Regions from separate parts of the Homo sapiens genome. Here region 1 is linked to region 2. The links are chromatin contacts, found by Hi-C or POLR2A ChIA-PET in ENCODE. All regions are on one chromosome and are shown on one strand. The core of a region is the stretch at or near the end of the contact, and the rest is flanking DNA. Distances in the headings are between cores, read along the strand shown. Region 1 overlaps LINC03041 (long intergenic non-protein coding RNA 3041). Region 2 holds the start of LINC03041 (long intergenic non-protein coding RNA 3041).

What was found. A loop is a pair of places that touch in the nucleus more often than their neighbours do. ChIA-PET counts read pairs that join two places held with the same protein, here RNA polymerase II (POLR2A). Pooled maps may share reads with other maps.
Region 1: a loop to region 2 is called in a map of sigmoid colon, with 2.7 times the contacts of the local background. The contact joins the enhancer-like site here to the promoter of LINC03041 in region 2. A Hi-C loop is called at or near these places in 7 of 168 maps with a recorded cell type or tissue (aorta, endothelial cell of umbilical vein, gastrocnemius medialis and 3 more) and 2 of 50 pooled maps. POLR2A ChIA-PET finds 5 or more read pairs at or near these places in 2 of 52 experiments (WTC11 and endothelial cell of umbilical vein).

The regions. Positions count from the first base shown.
Region 1 is chr9:16,212,680-16,215,379 of GRCh38, forward strand. LINC03041 (long intergenic non-protein coding RNA 3041) reads right to left here. Exons shown (of 4, transcript NR_171034.1): 3 at 2,537-2,600. Among named protein-coding and RNA genes, the nearest start is that of LINC03041, 62 kb to the right of the region's middle. Within about 2 kb of position 1,277, at least 14 of the 41 ENCODE cell types and tissues checked have a DNase peak (open chromatin) inside an H3K27ac peak, as active enhancers do; they include heart right ventricle and sigmoid colon, where a contact is called at or near this core.
Region 2 is chr9:16,274,864-16,277,563 of GRCh38, forward strand. It overlaps LINC03041 (long intergenic non-protein coding RNA 3041), which reads right to left and starts at 1,450. Exons shown (of 4, transcript NR_171034.1): 1 at 1,368-1,450.

The DNA of each region.
Region 1 (2,700 bases), core at 27-2,526, 62 kb before region 2:
GAGGCCGATTTAGATTGCAGCGGGGATTGGGGAACGCCTGACCATGGATTCACATGTAGAGGCATGAAAGAAAGAGTTCTGACAGCATTGAAATAACAAGATGGGCTGTTCGAGTGTCTCCTTCAGGGGCCAAGTAAATTCTGGGGTTCTAGAACTTGCCGGGCATCATGACCCCACAACTTCATCTAATTCCCAAACCTCCCTCCCCATCACATGCCTGTCTTCAGGAGACGGAGAATCAGTCAGAAAGCAGAAACCACCACAAGTCAAATTAAAGGAGAAAATGTGTAGCTCAAGGCAAAAATCTTCTTCCAAAGAACACAAGGAAGATGAATCTACCATTGTTGAGTTATAATGTTGGGGGATTATGAAGGCTAATATGATTAATTGTAATTATCATTTATAATGTATACTTATAATGATATTGCTTCTAGAACATCTTCATTATCTTTCACTTTTGAAATGCTGCTTGGGCTTCCCAACAGATTTCAGAAGGGGCTTTTATTGGGCCCAGATCATCAATCCAAACCTTTTAAGGTAAGGGTGTTGCTACCTCAGAAGCCAAAGAGACATTTCCTGTCCTGGAAAGCACTAAATAGTCATTAGCTTCTTCAATCTGTTTACCAGCCCGCCTGTCACTGGGGTTCGACAGGCCTCAAAATTAACACTCTACTCTATTTGTCCATCACAGGGCTGTCCCACAGACTGCGGTTCTCAAGTGGCCTCAGGCAAGCCTTATTTCATGCCAGAGCTAAGTTCCTGGGGAATAACATGTCTAAATTGAATTTGGTTTATTCAGGTCCGTTTGAAATGAAGCCTTGTTTAAAAGAAAGCCATACTCAATTTTATTTTTCAAGCAAATCTATCTTCATCGTCTGACCTAATTGGTCTCAGAGACCCTAATTTGGAGAGTTTTCATGCCCTTCGTTTATCATTGTGGCAACGTCAAAATCAGGATGGTTTCTTTCAACCACCTATGCTGCCTTTGTAAGAGCAAGGATGCTCCAAGCAACACTGGTCTCCCCAAGTGTCAGCGAGGCCCCTCTCTCCATAATCTCTGGCCACCCTCTGTCTGTCTCAGTTTCTTCTGACTTCACTGTAGGGCTCCCCAGGCCTCCTCAGTCTTGTCTGTCTCACCTGGACACCTGCTCAGTGGGAACCCATGTCCTTGACCATCTCGGCTGGCCCATGCACCTTGGCCTGTTTGTATTCAGACCTTTTGGAATCCACAGGGACAACTCACCAGTGACCAGGGGCAGAGCAGCTGTATCAACTCAGCTTGGGGAAGCTCAAGTATCCAGTGATCTTGGCTGTGTGGAGTTTGAAATGAAGCCCAGTGTATTACTCACGGCAAAACCAGGGGCCAGCCAAGTTAAATAGAGCACTCCCCGAAACATTCACGGACTGATTAGAGAAGGAAGCTCTGATTTGAAGAGAGGCTATTTTGTGTCTGCTTTTATTTTTTTAAACAACATGCTTTCCATTAGTGAGATGGGAAAAGTAGAAACCTGAAAGAATGATATTTATTAATTTAAAAAGTTCAGGTCTGTGACCATATGCCATGTCCCTTTGACTTCATAATAATGGCCACACTTTGAGGTCTTCCTTTGTCCAGAAACTGTGGTAAGCACTTTGTAAGCACTTTCTCATGTAATCTTTATGAAAACTCTGTGATGTAGGTACCGTTCTTACTCCTGTTTGCAGATGGGCAAGCTGAGGTCCAGAGAGAGTAAGCACACACTATTTTTAAGTGGTAGAGCTAAAATTTGAACCCTGGCAGTCTGCCTTCCTATTCTTGCCCGCTCTTAAACAAATGCAAGTACCCAGGAGCTTTCATGAAGAGAACCCCTCAAAAGAAAGCTGACATTACCCCACGGGTTCATAAGTGGGTGCAAGTTTTTTTTTTTTTTTTTTTTGAAAGATCTCTGAAGGCCAGGAATTCAATAAGGCGGAACACACCCCACTGAACCAAGCAGGGCTTGAGTTTGCAGATTATTTTCCGACCAGAAGGAGTTCATTGACTTGGAGGAAGAAAGGAGATCATTTAATGGACTTACAGAAAATATTTTTGTTTTCGCTTTTTTTCTCTCGCAGAACAGTTCAAATCTTCCAGGCCACGGTTCATTCCCTCTGTTGGCCTTTCTACCTGGGATTGTTATGAGAGGCCTGAAGCTAAGTCCCCGTGTCCCCCACTGGCCAAGCCTGCCCTCTCGTTTGGTCAGCGCACCGACACTGCCTTTGCAGCTGCATATCCACGTAGATATGTTTATTGGAGCACTGAGAATCTCACTTCTCAAAAAGCCCCGGGAATTAGATTGTTTTCCACACTGAAAGTTTTCATTTGAAAAATAACCCTCTTTGTTTAACTAATGAAAAGGAGGGGCTGCTGCTCGCTTCTCAGGCTGGGTAAGAATTCCATGGGCAGTAATTCTGTTTCTCAGTGGAAAATGTTTCGGTTTCTTAATGTTGTTTTGCAGACTGGTCCCTGCCCGGCCCTTGCTCCCAGGACCACACATACACACATGTGCACACTCACCCATGCACAGTGCAGCATTTTCCACCCTTCCCTGTTGGGGATGGTTGCATCCTCTTTCCAACACCTGCAGAACAAAAACGAGGTGGGTCAGTGGCTGTCACCCAGCCAGAGACATCCCTGCGTGTACGGGAACAGAACGCTTTCCCTGGCCACGCTTTCAACCC
Region 2 (2,700 bases), core at 200-2,699:
GGCCCTATCTGAGCCCGATGCTCTGGGTGACCTCAGATGGGCACTGCTACGTGGCTGTCTATGTGGCTGACACCACACACTATGGCTAGAGAGGTTCTGCCAACCCAGCTGGGGTAGAGGAATTCAGAGTTCTTCTCACCACCCTTGGCTAGTGTCAACTTCTATCAGATTTCATTTCACTTTAGAAAATATGGAAATGTGGCATTTCATACATTCCTGGGATGTGGAACGTTCCTACCTGTTTCGTAAGTAGTACTATGATATATAATTCTACAGAAATATGTCACCATTTTTATCATTATTTTAATAGATTTCTAGCAATAGGTCAAAAGATATACACATTTTAAGGTTCTTTATATAAATGATAAAATTAGCAGATTCCTAGACCTGTAAGCAAAAGTATATATAAGACGCTAGATTCATCATAAAGTCTCCCTTTGGCCTCTGCCCCCAAACCATCCCAACATACCAACTCCTAAACATCCAAGGCCCACGGGAGCACATCCAGGCACTGGCTGGGCCCTCATCAAGGAAACCAGCAGTGTGCAGGCTACACTGCATAACTGCGGGGACAGGCAGGGCCTGGACACATACACACCAGCTCCACCACCCACAGTTTGGGTGAGCTTGTGTAGTTACTTCCTGGGGCTCCCATACAAAGTATCACAGGCTAAGTGGCTTCAACAACAAACATATATTGTCTCATGGTTCTGGAAGCTAAAAGTTCGCTATCAGGCTGTTGGCAGGGTTGGCTCTTTCTGAGGACTGTGGGGGAAGGATCTCGTCTAGGCCTCCCTCCTAGAAATCGCTGGCATTCCTTGGCTTACAGATGGCTGTCCTTCCTCTTCTCCCTGAGTCTTCACATGGTCTTCCCTCTGTGTCCAAATCTCCCTGGTTTTTCTACCAGTCATATTGGATCAGGACCCATCCTAATGACTCCTTCCTAACTTGATCATCCACAAAGACCCTTTTTCCAAATAACGTCACATTCACAGGTGGGGAAGGTTAGGATTTCAACACATTTCTTGGGGTCAGGGACACAATTCAATCCATAATACCTTGGCAAGTCTCCTATACTCTCTAACGCACTGTTTCCAGATCACGTCAACAGGGATGACACTGCCTTTCCCACTGCGAGGATTCAATTTAGATGACAAGTGAAAAGATAGGTCAATGATAGGTAGAGCATTGACCCAGTGTCTGGCCCATGGTTGTTGTTCAATAAACATTGGCTAAGTTATCAATGAAAATTCTTGCTATAAGTATCTCATGACACACACGTGGGATACACAGAAACCCATGCTCAACTGGGCAGGCACGTGTGTTTATGTGGCTCCCCAGTGTCCCTAGAGAAGATTCTCTCTTACTTTTCAGGTGTCTTTGGCCTTTTCCTCTTCCAGCCTCTACAAGCAGGTTGTTTGCCCAGACACAGACCTCTCTCCCACAAAGCCCACTTTGGAGATTGGCGCCCGCCTTCTGCTGCTAGTTAGTTGTTTGAAAAGTGCTGACGCTTCTCTTCATCCACCGTGCCAGGACTCCGTGCCAAAGCCGCCCACACAAGCAAGGCTCGCCCTGCATGCCAGGGTTTCAGAAAGTGGACCTGGCACCAACCAAGCGTAGAAAGAGAGGCCCTTGTGATACAGCCTCCCGACACACTCACACACACACACATACCAGCCAGAGACCAGAGACCCCAATCAGTACTTTTAAAAGGAATAAAAATTGCTCAATCTCTTTGATGATATTCAAAGAGTCTTTTTTAATATATGAAGAAGCACATTCTAAATTCTTAACACATCTGGTGTCACCCGCTCTTTTCCCCCTCTAAACCCTCTTAATTCCATAATTTAGAAGGTCTTAAGATACCGAAGGATCTCACTGAGGCATAATTGGATATCTTGTGCGTTCCAAGTTGCATCTGATGTCCCACCTCATCCCAGAAACTTTTCCACTGAGTTGGAGAGAAAAGATTTGGGGGTTCGGGGAGCAAGGACGGTGCTCTGCCTGCTCAAGTGGGCTTTGACAGAAAAGCTGAGCTGCCTGCAGGAAAATGTTTGCTATTCATTTTGCCCTGACACTCCAGGAGAGAAAGCACAATTTCTTTTGTGATTGGAGGTAATGTAATCTACAGGAAAATCAATGTGGGCTGACGGGAGAATCGCCCAGCTGATCTGCAGACCAGAGACACTGAATCACAGCAGCTGAAAGCGGCATGGCAGTGAGGCCGTTCCTGCAGCCTCCGGGAGAAAGTGGTCTTGGAAAGCTCACACCCTGGGGTGCTCCTAACCTCAAAGGAGCCCGTGGACCCAGCCGCCCAAGCCACCAAGAGTTAAGTGGCAAAGTGCTCAGTTGTGGGGACAGTGCTGGGGGTACAGAGGGCCACAACGTGCTCTGCTGGGTTACTGAGAACAGAGAGATACATACAGAAGAAGGAAGACAGACAGAGGACCTAAGATTGTAAGATACAGACAGAAAGAGATAGGGAGGGAGCAAGAAATAGACACACACACACACGCATGCACACACACACACACACACACAAAACAGGGACCTCTGTTTCAAATTGTCCCCTACTACAAATTGTCCTTTACTACTTTTTAAATTAAAAATTCAGACAATGTCCCCACCATCCCCAAACAGCAATTACTTTAGTAATCAGGAAAGAAAATGTTGCAAAAATAAATAAATAAATAAGATAGA